2 separate regions of the Homo sapiens genome follow, and region 1 is linked to region 2. Evidence: read pairs that join two places in POLR2A ChIA-PET (ENCODE). Cell type or tissue: B cell. All regions are shown on one strand. Each heading gives the region's core, and the rest is flanking DNA. Links, peaks and the distances in the headings are about the cores only. Region 1 has its middle 65 kb from the start of SNHG20. Region 2 holds the start of LOC105371899 (a long non-coding RNA gene).

Evidence for each region. ChIA-PET counts read pairs that join two places held together with the same protein. Peaks named below come from ENCODE experiments on the same cell type or tissue, not always from the same donor. Only the 100,000 strongest peaks of a DNase experiment are listed, where the experiment ranks them.
Region 1: POLR2A ChIA-PET joins it to region 2 with 11 read pairs; 5 of 35 experiments call an interaction of 5 or more read pairs at or near these places.

Annotation. Positions count from the first base shown.
Region 1 is chr17:77,019,567-77,027,895 of GRCh38, reverse strand. No RefSeq gene overlaps it. Among named protein-coding and RNA genes, the nearest start is that of SNHG20, 65 kb to the left of the region's middle. In B cell, for the core only: no CTCF peak of the experiment used is centred there; no DNase peak of the experiment used is centred there; H3K27me3 peaks cover 498 bases.
Region 2 is chr17:76,965,441-76,973,769 of GRCh38, reverse strand. LOC105371899 (a long non-coding RNA gene) reads left to right here and starts at 4,571. Exons shown (of 3, transcript NR_136417.1): 1 at 4,571-4,886. RefSeq lists an enhancer at 3,768-4,392 and a silencer at 4,641-4,720. In B cell, for the core only: no CTCF peak of the experiment used is centred there; a DNase peak (open chromatin) is centred at 4,569; H3K4me3 peaks cover 1,505 bases; H3K27ac peaks cover 362 bases; H3K27me3 peaks cover 2,419 bases.

The DNA.
Region 1 (8,329 bases), core at 222-8,221, 54 kb before region 2:
CTGCCCTCCTCTTCCTCAGCACCTTCCCCTCCAGGCCCCTAGAGAGGAACAGGATTTGTCCTCTTCATACTTCTTGTATCGGCAATCTATTGCTGCTTAACAAAGTGCTCGAAAACTTAATAGCTTCAATCAACACTTGTTATCTCAGTTTCTGAAGGTCAGGAATGCGGGAGTGGCTCAGCTGGGGTAGGTTCTGGCTCAAGTTCCCTCTCTGTAGTCAAATTGTCAGGCTGTAGTCAAATTGTCAGCCAAGGCTACAGTCATCTGAAGGTTTGACTGGGACTGGAGAAACCATTTCCAAGATGGCTCCCTCACATAGCTGTGGACTGGAGGCCTCATTTCCTCTCTGGCTGCTGGCAGAAGGTCTTAGTTCCTTGCCATGTGGATCTCTCTCAAAGGCTAATTGAGTGTCCTCAGAACATGGTGGCTGACTTCCCCAAAGGGAGTGATCTAAGAGGAAGTTGCAGTGCCTTTTATGACCTAGTCTCAGGAGTGACAGATGATAATTTCTGCCATATTCTATTTGTTAGAAGTTCCTAAGTTCAGCCCATTCTCAAAAGGAGGGAATTAAACTTCCTTGAAGTGAGGAGTGTAGAAGCATTTGTGGACATACATTTGCTCCTTTTTCTTGTTCTGGGTCCTGGATCTCTTTGGCCAAGTGTCTGGGGTTTGGTTATGTGCAGAGGTGATGACCATGGCTTGGGGGCGGTGGGTTGGGGTATCAGGCCCTGTGATGGGGTAAGACAGGTGAGCATTGCCTCACTTATCTGGAATTGGGAGTGGTTGGCACATCTTTGTTCATCTCAACACATCCTCTTATTTTGTTTTCTATTAAAGGAAGCAGAAGTCCTTGACAGACAGATGGAGGCCACTCCCTCTCCCAACCCCCTCCTCTGAAGATGGCTGGGACAGAGTCACAGGAAAGGGTGGGGGAGAATTAATAGTGTAAACCTGGGGTTTTGAACCTGGCATGCAAGATCCCCAAGGGATTTTTGGATAGAATTTAGGGAGGGCATGCATTTGGATAGAAGAAAAAAATAATTCTCTGTTTTCACAAACCTCTGTCTCATATTTACCATTTCCTCTAATTATAAATGCAGTTGACAAAACACAATAGTATTAGACACACTCTTGACTTTCTCACCAAAAAACAATTACAGATTTTTTCATTCCATCACAGCTGTTGCAGAAATCTTGCAATATCATTTACGCTGATCACTATTACAAAATGACTGTGGTTATAAGGCCATCCACTGGGTTGTACGATTTATGCTTTAGTAAACAAGTACATCTTTCTACATCACAAACTGGGCTTTTAAATATTTTAATAACTGTATTTCCATATGGTTGGCTTTCTTGTGATTGTATGAATTTGTTCTATGCATTTAAAAACTAAGAAGGGACCAAAGACGTCACTAGGCTGCAAAGAGGTCTGGGGTAAGAAAAGATTGAAAACTTCCTGGGTGGAGGAAGAGTTTGGGGAGATACTGAAACCAATGAAAATCAGGAGATTTGACCATTAAGAGCTGCTGGTGACCTTTGACAAGGCAAAGGTGACAGAGGAAATGAAGTGATGGATTTAGGAAACCACTGCCCAGTAAAGGAAGGTGAGGCTTCACACTCACGGAAGGTTTCCTGCTTCATGGTCACTGGTTGTAAATGGTTCATTCCTGCTATCCCTCATTGTGGGTCCAGGAGTCCACCCACCCACCACCACCCCCTCTCCCTCTCACCTTCCACCCCCCACTGCTTGATTTCCTCACTCCATTCTCCAAACTTGTTACACCCATTTGCCCACCATTTTCTTTCCCAGCAATGACCTTTTCCCCTTGCCTACCAGGAGACTTGTACTCATCCTTTAAAACATCACTCTCATAGGGCTGATGATGACCCTGTGCTCACTCACCGCTCCCATGACTGCCTTCTCCATGGGCACATTGTCATGGTTATTTCACAACCACACCATTTCCCTCAGGAGGCTGAGAGCTCCTTCTGTGCCCCAGTTTACTCATTTTTTGAAATTCCAACTCCTGGCACATCGTCTGACAGTTACAGAGCAAATGTTATAAAAATATGGAGTTGTTGGAGCAGTAAATAACACAATACCTGTCTATGTCGAAACAGCCTATAAAAGGCAGCTTGCTCTTCCCTTTCCCCAAATCAATGTACCCTCTTTAATTCATATATTACGCATGTAGAAGTTGAGAAAAATCAGAGAAGCCTAGTTGGGTAGTTTCTTTGAAACCATCTGATATAGTTTGGCTCTGTGTCCCCACCCAAATCTCACCTCGAATTGTAATCCCCATTATCCCCACGTGTGAAGGGCAGGGCCAGGTGGAGGTCATTGGATCATGGGGGTGGTTCCCCCATGCTATGCTCCTGAGAGTGAGTGAATCTCACGAGATCTAATGGTTTTGTAAGTGTCTGGCATTCCCCCTGCTTGTGCTCACTCTGTCCCGCCGCCCTGTGAAGAAGGTGCCTGCTTCTCCTTTGCCTTCCGCCATGATTGTAAATTTCCTGAGGCCTCCCCAGCAGTGCAGAACTGTGAGTCAATTAAACCTCTTTCCTTCATAAATTACCCAGTGTCAGGTAGTTCTTCATAGCAGCGTGAGAATGGACTAATACACCATCCATAATAAGTGACTAATCTCTCTAATTCTTAGCGTCTGCCTCTGTTAGATCAGGGTAATAACGATCCACACTAAGTTGATGTGAGGATTGAAAGAGACAATGTGGGCAAAGTGCTTGGTGCATAGTAAGTGCTCAGTAAAGGGGAGTTCTTATTCTTACTTTTACAAGGCAACATGAAATCTCTGGCAGAAGGGGCTATAAATTGTGTTCTGTGGGAGTTCAGAGGAGAGGGGAAGCACATCTGATGGAGGGCTGGGGAAGATGTGAAAGCAGCAATGGGTCAAGGAGCATAGCTAGGAGCTGCCTGGTGGAAACAGGAAGGCCATTTCCAGGGAGAGACAGGCATGTGGTCGGGTTTGGTCTGGTGTGTCGGGTTCTGGGGGAATAAGCACCAACTTTTCCATCACCCTCAAGCATTTCATTCATACATGATGAAAATGCTGATTGCAAATTTTCTCTTTGCATGCATTCCAGAAGGCAGCAAGAAATTTGACTAGGCAAATTCTATTTTGTTAGCTATGTTGCTGTGGGTATTTTTAAAGTTCTCTTAAAAATCATCCAACAGTCTATAATTCAGCCTCTTGCCTTTGTCAGATAGAGCTCTACCCAGTTAGTCTAAATTGGGGTGGCTTTTGGAAGATGAAAGCTGCCAACCACTTACGGGGACCACCTACTCTTCCTGTTCCCTCTTCAGAGATTACCTGGGAAGCACACAGATGACACCAACCTCTCTCCAGGTGTAGGACTTTGTGGAAAGCGCTAGTCTCTCCAGGCAAATTGCTAGTAGGCTCCAATATTTGTCTTCATCCTTTCACAGACTTCTATGAGCCACCGATGGCTCCAGGTACCAGGGATACAAAAGTGTTCACAGTTTGAACCTTGCCTCTGGTGCTGATGGCCTGAAACTGGCTCCACTCCTTGGGGCAAAGGTCCCCTTCTTCCCTTCCTCCTTGCCCACTGCCACCATCCACATTTCCTATCCCTGTAGGAAGCATAGGCAATTTTAGTGCTCATTAGACCACGGAATGTGGTGGTTAAGAGCATGGAGTCAGTAGTCGGCTGTAGTCCTGGCTTCTCCCCCCATTTTAGCTGTGGGACCTTGAACAAGTCTCTTAGCCCTTGTATTAGGCCATGCTTGCATTGCTATAAAGAAATACCTGAGACTGGATAATTCATCAGAGAAAAGAGGTTTAATTGGCTCATGGTTCTGCAGGCCATAGAAGCATGGCACCTGCTTTACTTCTGGGGAGGCCTCAAGGAGCTTTTAATCATGGCAGAAGGTGAAGTGGGAGCGGATACTTCACATGGCCAGAGCAGGAGCAAGGGAGGCAGGTGCCACATACTTTCACACAACCAGATCTGATGTGAACTTAGAATGAGAGCTCACTTTTCACCAAGGGGGTGGCCCAAGCCATTTATGAGAGCTCCACCCCTATGATTTAAATACCTCCCACCAGGTCCCACCCCCAACATTGGGGATTACATTTTGAAATGAGATTTGGAGAGGAGAAATATTCAAATTATATTATTCCACCCCATCCCCCACCCCAATCTCATGTCCTTCTCACCTTTCTAAATACAATCATGCCCTCCCAATGGTCTCCTAAAGTCTTAGCTCGTTTTAGCATTAACTCAAAAGTCCGAAGACTAAGGTCTCATCTGAGACAAGGCAAGTCCCTTCCACCTATGAGGCTGAGGCTGCAAAATCAAAACCAAGTTAGTTACTTCTTTTTTTTTTTTTTTTTTTTTGAGACAGAGTCTCACTCTGTCACCCAGGCTGGAGTGCAGTGGCAGCATCTCGGCTCACTGTATCTTCCACCTCCCCTCCTGGATTCAAGTGATTCTCATGCCTCAGCTTCCTGAGTAGCTGGGACTACAGGCATGTGCCACCACATCTGGCTAATTTTTTGTATTTTTAGTAGAAACAGGGTTTCACCATGTTGGTCAGGCTGGTCTCGAACTCCTGACCTCAGGTGATCCACCCGCCTCAGCCTCCCAAAGTGCTGGGATTACAGGCGTGAGCTACCCATGCCCGACCACAAGTTAGTTACTTTTAAGATCCAGTGGGGATATAGGCATTAGATCAACATTTTGAAAGGGAGAAATCAGCAAAACAAAAGCTTTCAAACCCCATGCAAGTTTGAAACCCAGCAGGCAGTCATTAAATTTTAAAGCTCCAAAATAATCTCTTTTGATTCCATGTCACACGTCCAGGGCACACGGGTGCAGGAGACAAGCTCTTAAGGCCTTAGGCAGCTCTGCCCTTGTGGCTTTGCAGAGTATAGTCCCCATGGCTGCTCTCACAGGTTGTACCCTGTGGCTTTTTCAGGCACAGGGTACAAGCTGCCAGTGGATTTACCATTCTGTGGTCTGGAGGATGGTGGCCACCTTTCCACAGTATCCACTAAGCAATACCCTGATGGGGACTCTGTGTGGGACCTCCTACTCCATATTTCCCTTTGGCACTGCCCTAGTAGAGGTTCTCTGTGAAGGCTCTGCCCCTGCAGCAGGATTTTGCCTGGGCACCCAAGGTTTCTCATATAGCCTCTGAGAATTAGGCAGAGGCTGCCAAGCCTCCTTCACTCTTGCACTCTATGCACCTGCAGGCTTAACACCATGTTGTAGCCATCAAGGTTTACAGCTCGTGCCCTCCAGAGCAGCAGCCCCAGCTGTACCTGGGCCCCTTTGAGCCATGGCCGGAGGTGAGACAGCCAAGATATGGGGAGCAGTGTCGTGAGGCTACGTAGGACCTGGCCCATGAGACCATTGTTTCTTCCTAGGCCTCCCAGGCCTATGATGTGGGGGCTGCTGTGAAGGTCTCTGAAATGCCTTTAAGGCCTTTTGCACATTGTCTTGGCTATCAATACTTGGCTCCTTTTTTTTTTTTTTTCTTGAGATGGAATCTCACTCTGTGTCCTGGGCCGGAGTGCAGTGGCGCGATCTTGGCTCACTGCAACCTCCACCGCCCAGGTTCAAGTGATTCTCCTGCCTCAGCCTCCTGAGTAGCTGGGATTACAGTTGCCCACCACGACGCCCAGCTAATTTTTTGTATTTTTAGTAGAGACGGGATTTCATCATGTTGGCCAGGCTGGTCTTGAACTTCTCACCTTGTGATTTGCCTGCCTTGGCCTCCTAAAGTGCTGGGATTACAGGCGTGAGCCACCGCACCCAGCCAGTCTCCTTTTCAGTTATGCAAATCTCTCTAGCAAGCAGTTGCTACATAGTCTGCTTTAATTTCTCTTCTGAAAAAGCTTTTTGTCTTTTTTTTCTCTGCCGCATGGCCAGGCTACAAATTTTCTAAACTTTTAGGCTATACTTTCTGTTTAAATATAAATTCCAACTCTAAGTCATTTCTTTGCTCCTGCATCTAAGACTAGGCTGTTAGAAGCAGCCAGGCCACATATTAAATGCTTTTTTTGCTTAGAAATTTCTTCTGCTAGATACCCTAGATCATCACTCTGAAGTTTAAATTTCCACAGATCCCTAGGCATGGACACAGTGCAGCCAAGCTTTTGCTAAGGCATAACATGGATGATCTTTGCTCCAGTTCCCAATAATTTCCTCATTTTCATTTGAGACCTTAGTAGCCTGGACTTCACTGTCCATATCACTATCAGCATTTTGTTCACAACCATTTAACCAGTCTCTAAAAAATTTCAAACTTTCTCTCATCTTCCTGTCTTCTTTTGAGCCCTCCAGACTCTTCTAACCTCTGCCCATTTCCCAGTTTCAAAGTTGCTTCCACAGTTTCAGGTATTTTTATAGCAATACCACACTTCTCATAGCAATTTTTTTTTGTATTAGGCCATTTTTGCATTGCTCTAAAGAAATAGCTGAGACTGGGTAATTTATAAAGAAAGAGGTTTAATTGGCTCATGGTTCTGCAGGCTGTATAGGAAACGGTAATGGGATCTGCTCAGCTTCTGGGGAGGCTTCAGGGAGCTTTTACTTATAGCAGAAGGCAAAGGGGGAGCAGGCATCTCCCATGGTAGAGGAGGAACAAGACAGAGAGTGGTGGGGGAAGTGCCACATTCTTTTAAAGACCAGATCTTATAAGAGCTCACTCACCAACACAAGGACAGCACCAATGGTGCTGTCCAATAGGATGGTGCTAAACCATTTATGAGAAATCTTCCCCCATGATCCAATCACTTCCCCCTAGGCCCCACCTCTAACACTGAGGATTACATTTCAACATAAGATTTGGGTGGGGACAAATATCCAAACTATATTTAGCCCCCACACCTCAGTTTCCCCACCTGTAAAATGGATATAATAATGGCACCAGCTTCACAAGATGACTATGAGCATTTGTTGAACTAACAATTATAAATTTCTTAGAGTAGAGCCTGAGCCAGGGGAGCACCACCTAAACGTTTATTAGATTATATTCATTTATTATTCATTCATTCATTCATTCATTATTTATTAATAGTACCCCACTCTTTCACTCATTACTTTTTCAGTTATTCTTCATGCAATTATTATTGTTCATTTATTCCCTTGGCATTGAGTGCTTGCTGAAATCCAGGCCCTGTCTTCAATAATACAGCCACGAACAAGGAGGCCAGGCTCCTGCCCGGGAGCTTCAGCAAGGGACATTCACACACATGCAATTTGCACCACCCTGCAAAAAGCATCACTCCCACCTTTTTACATTTGAGGAGCTGGGGCTTTGTGGAGGTTGAGTAACTGGCCCGGGCCTCATAGCAAAAGGTGGCAGAGCCAGGGTCTGAGCCTTGAGGCATCCCACTTTGTTAGACGCCTAGGCCTCCTGGGTTCAACTGACATGTTCCCCTCAAGGGGCAGCCTGAGGGGGCCAGGTGCTCAGCCCACCTGCAGGCCCCAAGATTTCCAGTGTCTGCTCTGGGCTGCCTGGGGCAGATGGGAGCAACAGGAAGGAACAGTGGCTGCAGGGGGCCTGGAGTGACCCATGGAGCTGTGCTGAGGCTGCTGATTTCACAAGGCAGCTAGGAAAGTCAACCGCAGAACATGCTTCTGGAGCAGCCTGTTGGGCATTGATGATGGAAACACCCGGCAGTGCGAGATCCGCTGCCCTTTGGTATTCAGCACCCCCACTGCATTGCGGGAGCCAGCAGCCGTCAGGTTAACGTCAGGGACTGAATGTTTTCATACCCCCCAAACTCCTATGCTGAAACCTAATCCCCAACGTGATGTTATTCGGAGGTGGGGCCTTTAGGAGGTGATTAGGTCATTCGGCACAGCCGTCATGAATGGGATTAGTGCCCTTACAAAGAGGCCCCAGAGGCTGGGCATGGTGATTCATGCTTGTAAACCCACAACTTTGGGAGGCCAAGGTGGGAAGATCACTTCAGCCCGTGAGTTCAAGACCATCCTGGGCAACATGGTGAAAACCCATCTCTACAAAAAAAAAATTAGCCAGGCATGGTGGTGCACACCTGTAGTCCAGGTTACTCAGGAGGCTGAGGCAGGAGGATTCCTTGAGCTTGGGAGGTTGAGGCTGCAGTGAGCTGTGTTCGCACTACTGCACTCCAGCCTCTGCAATCAAGCAAGACCCTGTCTCAAAAAAAAAAAAAAAATGGCCCAGAGAGCTCCCTCTTTCCTTCTACTGTGTGAGGACAAAGTGAGGACATCTATGAACCAGGAAGGCCACCTTTCTCCCTGTACTAAGTTGAAAAGTACCCTCAAAAATTCTTGTCCATGGCTGGGCATGGTG
Region 2 (8,329 bases), core at 243-8,242:
TTCTAGCACCCAGTGTTACTGGTAGGCAATGGGGTCCTAGTCTGCCCTCCTTTCTTTCTGTACAGAGCCTGCTCCTCTTCTTTCTGGGTTCCCCAGCTCTGTTTCCTTTAGCTTTTGCATTTTGAGATTGTGTATGTTCCAGTCCTTCTATTGAACTTTTCATTTTAGCAAGCATATTTGTTCATCTCCGGAGCTCTTTGATGGTTCTCTGGGGTTTTCTTATTCCAAGAAAACTGAGCTCTCTTATAGATGGAATATATTCTGCAGTCTGCCTGAGTATATTCATTAGAGGGCTTAAATGCTATCTTCTGTTCCGTGAATTATTTCTGCTTCCTCTGGGCCAGTGTTTTTATTGCTTTCCTGCTTTTTCTCCTTCGCATGGATGGTCTTCAAATGCCTGGGGATCCTTCATGGCTCATTCACATGTAAGAGGGAAGGACACGTGTAAGAGGGTGGCAGGTTGGCATTTCCTCTGCTATGGAGTCAATTGGCCTCTCCATCCCCTCCTGTGTAGGCTGGGGTGGGGGCCTGTATGTGGGATGGGCAGGGATTTTCTCTGGAGCATCAACATCTTCACAGGTGCACACTCATAGTTGGCGGCCTTGCGGTTCAGAGGCCTTAGCTTTCCCCAGCAGTTTTCTTCTTTAGCGAAGAGCCTTCCAGGGTGTCGCTGAGTGAAATGCACAGAGGGCGGGAGAGGGTGAACCGCTACTTATGCAGTTATTTCATAAACGACCGTCAGTGACTCCCCTATGCTCAGCAACCAAATGTTGCTCTACAGAATCTCTTGCCCCTGAGCCCCGAGTCTCGGAGGCTCTGTCTGGTCACTGCCCCTCTCTCTGCAATTCTATCCTGAGCTGCAGCACTCTCTACCTGTGTAGCAAGCAACGCCTGCCATCCACTGTCTCCCAGGGATTGGTGACCCCCCACCCCTGTCCTTGTGTTGTGGGTTTATTCCTTTTAGTCTATTACATTTGCATTTCAGGGCCAGGGGGCGGAGGGGAGCTTGGAAGATTCTCATATGCACAGCCTTCAAAACAGAAGCTTTGCCTCAAGATTGAATTGGGGCTTGCCATGAAATAGAGGCTCCCATGACACAAATAAAATTGGACATTTATGGACGCTTGTAACACGCGAGCCTCTGTATTTTACATGCTTTGTCTTTTTTAGTTCTCATTGTTTTTATCCCCATTTTACAATTTAAAACTGAGATGTATAAAAATTAAGGAATTTGCTCCAAATCACATGGCAGGTAGAAAGTGGAGGCAGAATTCTAACCCCCGCCCACTCAAAGTGAAATCAGCCAAGTACCTGCCAAGCAGCTGGGGAGATGTTCCTGTGGGGCTGCTTCCAAAACCCCCACCCACATTTGTGTTACAGGAAAACTGCACACACCAGGCTTCCTCCAGAAGCTTCCCCCAAGAGAGGCAGCCTTGGGAGCCATCTGACCCAGCCTGGGGCAGGTATGGGGCTGCATCCTGCCCCTTCCTCTCTTCCATGCCATTAATGGGCCTCAGCTAGAGCCTCCCCTGGGGCCACCTCCTGCTCTGACAGCTGTAGGGAAGAGGAGGGAGCTGAGACTTCCTTCAAGCTGAGCCTAAGGCAGAGCTGTTCCACGGCATTCCCTCCCCTGGGCTGCAGGTAACACCACCCGAATGAGACGGGAATAAACACAGGGTGGGTTACAGGATAATTACAAAATTCCAGGCAGCAGTTTTGTCAGAAATGTTGGAACCAGAGCAACTCCATCTTGAATAGGGGCTGGGTAAAAACAGGCTGAGGCCTGCTGTGAGATAAGAGGTCAGCACAAGATACAGGTCATAAAGACCTTGCTGATAAAACAGTTTGCAGTAAAGAAGCCCACCAAAGCCGAAACCAAACCAAGATGGCAACGAGAGTGACCTCTGGTCGTCCTCACTGCTACACTCCCACCAGCACCATGACAGTTTACAAACGCCATAGCAACATCAGGAAGTTACCCTGTATGGTCTAAAAAGGGGAGGCATGAATAATCCACCCCTTGTTTAACATATAATCAAGAAATAACCATAAAAATGGGCAACCAGCAGCCTCGTCTGTACAGTAGCCATTCTATTATTCCTTTACTTTCGTAATAAACTTGCTTTCACTTTATTCTACAGACTTACCCTGAATTCTTTCTTGCACAAGATCCAAGAACCCTTTCTTGGGGTCTGGATTGGGACCCCTTTCCTATAACAATTTCACACGACTAGAGGTTATGGGCCGGTAAAACCCTGAAAACCAGGGTGTGTGGACCAAGCTGGCTGAGACCAACAGGACCCACCAAGGTGCTGGATGTGAGCCGGGTTCCTCCTAGGACCTCGTTATATGCTCATTAACATCCTAAATCACACACCTGCCAGCGCCAGGACAGTTCCAAGACCACCCGTATTTGGTGTAAAAATGAGTGGCACCACAATTCTGAGAAACGTCCACCTTTTTTCCAGGAATTTTCATGAATATCCCATCCCTTGGCTAAAGAAACCCATAAGGATGAAACCCCAAACCCCACTGTGCGATCCTGTCTTGAGAACGCCACACTCCCCTTTCTTGAGTGTGTACTTTTCGCTTTGCAATAAATCTCCATACTTTCACTGTTTTCTGACTCATCCTTGAATTCCTTCTCGAAATGGTGTCAAGAGCTGGGGTTGAGGTCCCAACGGCATTCGGGGACCTCCCCAGGCCCATCGGTATCATGAAGAGTAAAGTGACAGCCACTGCGTACTGAAGGACTACCATGGTCAAATACATCAGCTCCAATTCTCCATAACCCTTAAAGATAGGGACTAGCATCCCCATTCTCCTGATAAGAAAACTGAGGCTCAGCGGTGAAGGAACTTGCCCAAACCACCCAGCTGGTCAGCGGCAGAGCCGGACTTGAACTGGGTCTGAAATGTGCTCATGCCAGCGTGCCCTATAGACAGCGACAGGACTTCTACCTCCTCCACAGCCTGGCATGGCCCTGTTTAAATTTCGGTGCTGCAGAAGGAATAGCACTCGAATATAAAATTTTCTTTTTTAATTCTTAGCAAGGCAAGTTACTTCTATAGAAGGGTGCGCCCTTACAGATGGAGCAATGGTGAGCGCACACTTGGACAAAGGAGAGGAAGGGGGCTCTTATCCCTGAGGCACGTGGCCCCTGCTGCTGTGTCGTTCCCCTATTGGCTAGGGTTAGACCGCACAGGCTAAACTAATTCCGACTGGCTAATTTAAAGAGAATGATGGGGTGAGTGCTTTGGCTGGAGTCAGGGCAGAGCAGGTAGCAGGTAATCTGAATGAGTCAGGGTGGAGCAGGTGATCAGAATGAGTCAGGGTGGAGCAGGTGATCAGAATGAATCAGGGTGGAGGACATAATCAAAAAAGGTTGCTTTACGAGAAAGTTAAGTTTAAAAGTAGAAGGCAAAGAATTGAACATAGTGACATATTAATTCTTTGAAAATAAGTTTAGAACTCATATCTAATAGCCCTAAGGTGCAGCCAGGCCCCAAAGCCTGGGCTAAGGCTCAAGAGGCCCCTAGCCAAGGCGTTCCCAACGCCACTGGGTTGCGACCCTTGGGAGTTTTCAAAGGTGAACCTTGGGCACTGCCCCCTTCAGACCCATTGTCTGGGAAAAACAGCCACCTGATTGTTGGCCAAGATTCCGGATTAATCCTTCACCTGCCTGGCCCCAGCTGGCCACTTGACCCAGTGCTGTGCCCCAGCCAGGGATGTGTCCTTGCAGCCAGCAGCCCTTCCTTCAGCATTAATCACGTTTACAGCTGGCTCACAGAGCTGCCAGCCTGGTAGATGCAGCTGCGGAGAATGTGGGTTGAGGGGTGGTGGTAAAAAAAAAAAAAAAAAAACTCGCGGAGTCCAGGGAAGGGGGAGGGGGTGTGGGTGGGAATGACAGGAAAGGAACAGGATGTGAGGTCTAACTTTTAAGGGTAATTGTCACAAAGACTGGAGATTGTAGAGAAAACATTTGCAAAAGCATCTAGCCCACTGCCTCCCCTCTCCCAGAGGAAGTCAGTGCCAGATAGCAAAGAGGTAGGGAGGGGGTCTTGGTGCAGAGGGGGCACCAGGAAGGGCTGGAACGGGGCACTAGGTTCTCCGGGCGGGAAGCGCTGCACAGAGCCACTGGGCGGAGCGGCCGGAACTCCAGGGGAGCTCGCGCTGCCTGCCAGGCTCTTAGCAGGCTGAGCTCATGCAATTGCCCTGAAGACCCCGGATGGAGATCGCACAGTGCCCCCCTCACCGATGAGTCTCACTGCACTTTATGGCAGCCTTGCCTCAAGAAATTTCTATTTTCACCACCAAGGGTTGGTCTTAGGCTTCAGCCTTGGATCCTGCCCTCTGGGGACCCCTCTCCTCCTCCCCGACTTAGGAGGAGAAGGCAGGGCTGGGGCGGGTGAGCAGCCGAGGGTCTCCAGGCAGAGCTCCTCATGCATAAAACAGGCGGGCTTTTCCTCCGCAGCTAATCAGAACCTCTGGGCCGAAAGATGCAAATGAAGGGCCTCGTCAAGTCATTTCCCTTGCAAATGAAGCTGCCGCTCCGGCGCTTTTTCCTCTTGAATACCTCATCAACACCGCAGGTGACCCGGAGCCCGCTGCTCCGCTCGGCCCCGCCCCGGGCAGCTATTTGGCACATTTCAATTAGCGTAACGGGTGCCTGGTAAACAGCCGAGGCCGGCTGCGGGCACCTGCAATCCCCGACCCCCGACGCCCTCCCCGAGACCCTGGAGACGCGGCTCCGCCCCCACCGGTAATTAGGAGATTTTCAAGGCCTATGTCCCCAAAGCCCAGCCCAGCTGGAGAGATCAGCCCTGCGGTCCTGCCGCGCACTCCACCGCCAGCCTCTCGGGAGTCAAGGGATCCGCCTTCAGGGTGTAAGTGGGGCTGGGGAGCCTCGGGAGAGGAAGGGTGGTGTTTGGGGAGTCCAGGCCAGTTCTTAAGGCAGACGGCTACGGGCCACGTCCGCTGGCAGAGCTCAGCTTCAGATAAACCCAGGGATGAAGAAAAACTCAAGCCGCTCACCCTCTGGGTGCCTCAAAGTCTTTCTATCTGTAACATAGGCTAATGAAATTACCTTCCTTGTAGGGACTTAGGAGTAAATGAGATGATCTGGGTATAGCCTTTGCAACAGTATCTGGAACTTAGGAATTGCTCAATAGGGGCCAGGCGCGGTGGCTCACGCCTGTAATCCCAACACTTTGGGAGGCCAAGGCGGGCAGATCACCTGAGGTCAGGAGTTCGAGACCAGCCTGGCCAGCAATGGTGAACTCTTGTCTCTACTAAAAATACAAAAAATTAGCCGGGCGTGGTGGCGCACGCCTGTAATCCCAGCTACTCAGGAGGCTGAGGCAGGAGAATCGCTTGAACCTGGGAGAGGGAGATGGCAGTGAGCCGAGATGGCGCCATTGCACTCTGGCCTGGGCGACGAGCGAAACTCCGTCTCAAAAAAAAAGAGAAAGTGCTCAATAGATGCTAGCCACAATTTTTGTTAATATTCTATCAGCGCTTCCCTGAGTGCAGATATCAAACCCACCACAGAGTGTACAGTGATCCTACTACAGAAATAGCCACTTACCGTGGGAGGGAGGATGAATTACTTAACCTCTGTGCTGCTGTTCTTGAGCATAAATAATGTACCTATTTTGCCTGGCGGGGTGGCTCATGCCTGTAGTCCCAGCACTTTGGGAGGCCAAGGCAGGAGGATCGCTTGAGGTCAGGAGTTCGAGGCCAGCCTGGGCACCATAGCAAGATCCCGACTCTACAAAAAGTAAAAAAATTAGTTGGGCCTAGTAGTGTGCACCTGTAGTCCCAGTTACTGAGGAGGCTGAAGTGGGAGGGCCACTTGAGCTCCTCAGCCTCCTGGTTGAAGCTGCAGTGAGCTGTGATTGGGCCACTGTACTCTAGCCAGGGCAACAGAGTGAGATCCTGTCTCTAAAAATAAAGTACCTATTTTGTGGGGTTACTTGGGGGACTGACAGATAACAGAGCTCAAGTGCTCTTTAAGGACTTTGAACCAGATTGCTGCATCCAAATCCTGGCCCCACCCCACCTAGCTGTGTGACCTTGGGCAAACTACTTAAAGTCGCTATGCCTCTGTTCCTCCTCGTAGCATGAGGGCATGTAGTAGTTCTCACTACTAGGATTATAAGGCATTGCTAGAGAATACTTTTTATAAAGGAGTATCATGGCTTCATCAAATAGAACAAACACGTGTCCATGGTTTTATTTAACTCATTAATTCACGAGGGATCCTGCAAGGTGCTACAACCAAGTTCAAAGGAGAATTCAAAGGGCACTCCTAAGTAGGCAGTCAGGAACATGGAAATGAATTTACAAATAGATGCAAAACTGGCCACAAGGCAGGAATCAATTGCATTCCATCCAAAGCTTCCTTCTTGGCACTGAGCTTGGGTGTGGGGACCCCTTGCCAGGGCTTCTGAGGCCAGAGCTCCTGGGGTCATCATGGCCTGTCCAGCCATCCCTTTTCAGGACCTGTCACCTTGTAGGGAGCCTCCTAGGACTGGGACACAGGTTCCCCCACCCTCCGAATCATCTGCCCTCAAAGCTCCAATCCTCTTCCTTTCTGGGGAACATTTAGTGACATTTTGTGAAACTGTCTCCCATTCTCCAAGCCTCAGAGCCGTCCCACCCTCAGAAGTTTATCTTCCACCCTCCTAGCCCTTAGGGGTGGATGAGAGAGGAGAGAGAGGGGAGAGAGGGGAGAGAGGGGAGAGAGGAGAGAGAGGAGAGAGAGGAGAGAGAGGAGAGAGAGGGGAGAGAGGGGAGAGAGGGGAGAGAGGAGAGAGAGATCTGAATTCGGATTCTTTTAAAGTGAGGACAAATGACACATTACCACGCTGGGAAATCATCCTGCCCCAAATGGTCACTACTTTAAAATGTTACCTTGCGTCTGTTCAGAGGGGGCTTCTCAGTTCACCCAGGAGGGAGAGACCCTCAGAACTCTGCCAGTCATCTTCTCAGGGAAGCCTTTCCTGTCCTCACCTCCCACCTCGTCCCAGCAGCCCGGCTCTGCGTTGCCAGAACTCCAGGGCTTAGCTCAGGCCCTACAGGTGTGGTCTGTCTGCCTGCAATGACCCAGGAGCTCCCTGAGGGCAGGGCTGGGTCTTCATCTCCCCACTGTCTGGCATCATCCTAGCAGGGATGGAGCTCAACACATAGCCCAGCCGAAGTCCCCCAGATGAATGAGCAAACCCTGAGTCTTGGTTGAGGCTTGGTTCATGCAGCAGGCTCGTGCCTTGGCCCTGGGAAAGCTCCCAGATGAGTTGGGCTGGGCAGAGGTGCAGGGCCCTCAGCCTCTGGCTTACCCCACTCTCTTCCACTTTACTCCACTCCACTCTCATCTCCTCGATCCACCCCACCTCTGCTAGTTAGCGAAGCTCCTTGGAGATTCCTCTTGAATTTTCATTAATTTCTATTGAATAATTAAAACCAGGAAATTAATACTTTCATCCTAAACCTGAATTGCAGTGTGTGGTTTTTCATAATTATAATTCCACTGTAGCATTAAATGTTCAAGTGAGCCATCCCTCTCCAGGGGCAGAGGGGACAAAGAGCCATGTCCTGGGGGCTTAAACACAGTATTTGGCTCAGGATAGGCACGCAATAATTACTTTTTAATGGATGGATGGATGGATACATGGGTGGGTGGAAACAAAGACCTTTCCAGGACCCAGCAACTGATACCCCAAAACATGGCGCTTTGACATGAGGTGGCCTCAAGGTCTCTCTGACCTCCCCCGCAGTCCTCTGTCTCTCTCAGAGCACAGGATGAAGCCGATCTCTGAAGTTTCCTTATCTACCCGGAAACCAGACCTGCCAAAGAAGGATGCAATTGCCTTCCCTGAGGCTTTTCTTTTCTTTTCTTTTGAGTTTTTGTCTTTTTGTTTTTTTTGAGACAGAGTCTCACTCGGTTGCCCAGACTGGAGTGCAGTGACGTGATCTCAGCTCACTGCAACCTCCGCCCCCCAGGTCCAAGCAATTCTCCTGCCTCAGCCTCCCAAGTAGCTGGGACTACAGGCACACGCCACCACGCCTGGCTTATTTTTGTATTTTTAGTAGAGACAGGGTTTCACCATGTTGGTCAGGCTGGTCTCAAACACCTGACCTCAAATGATCTGCCCGCCTTGGCCTCCCAAAGTGCTGGGATTATAGGGGTGAGCCACCACACCCAGCCACTTCCCTGAGTTTTCATTACCAACTCATATTGCAGGAAGAAAGACTGCTGTCTGTCAACACACCTAGGCAGACTTGACACACTGCTCTGTGGGCCCAACAGACTCTGTCCCAGGCCATTATA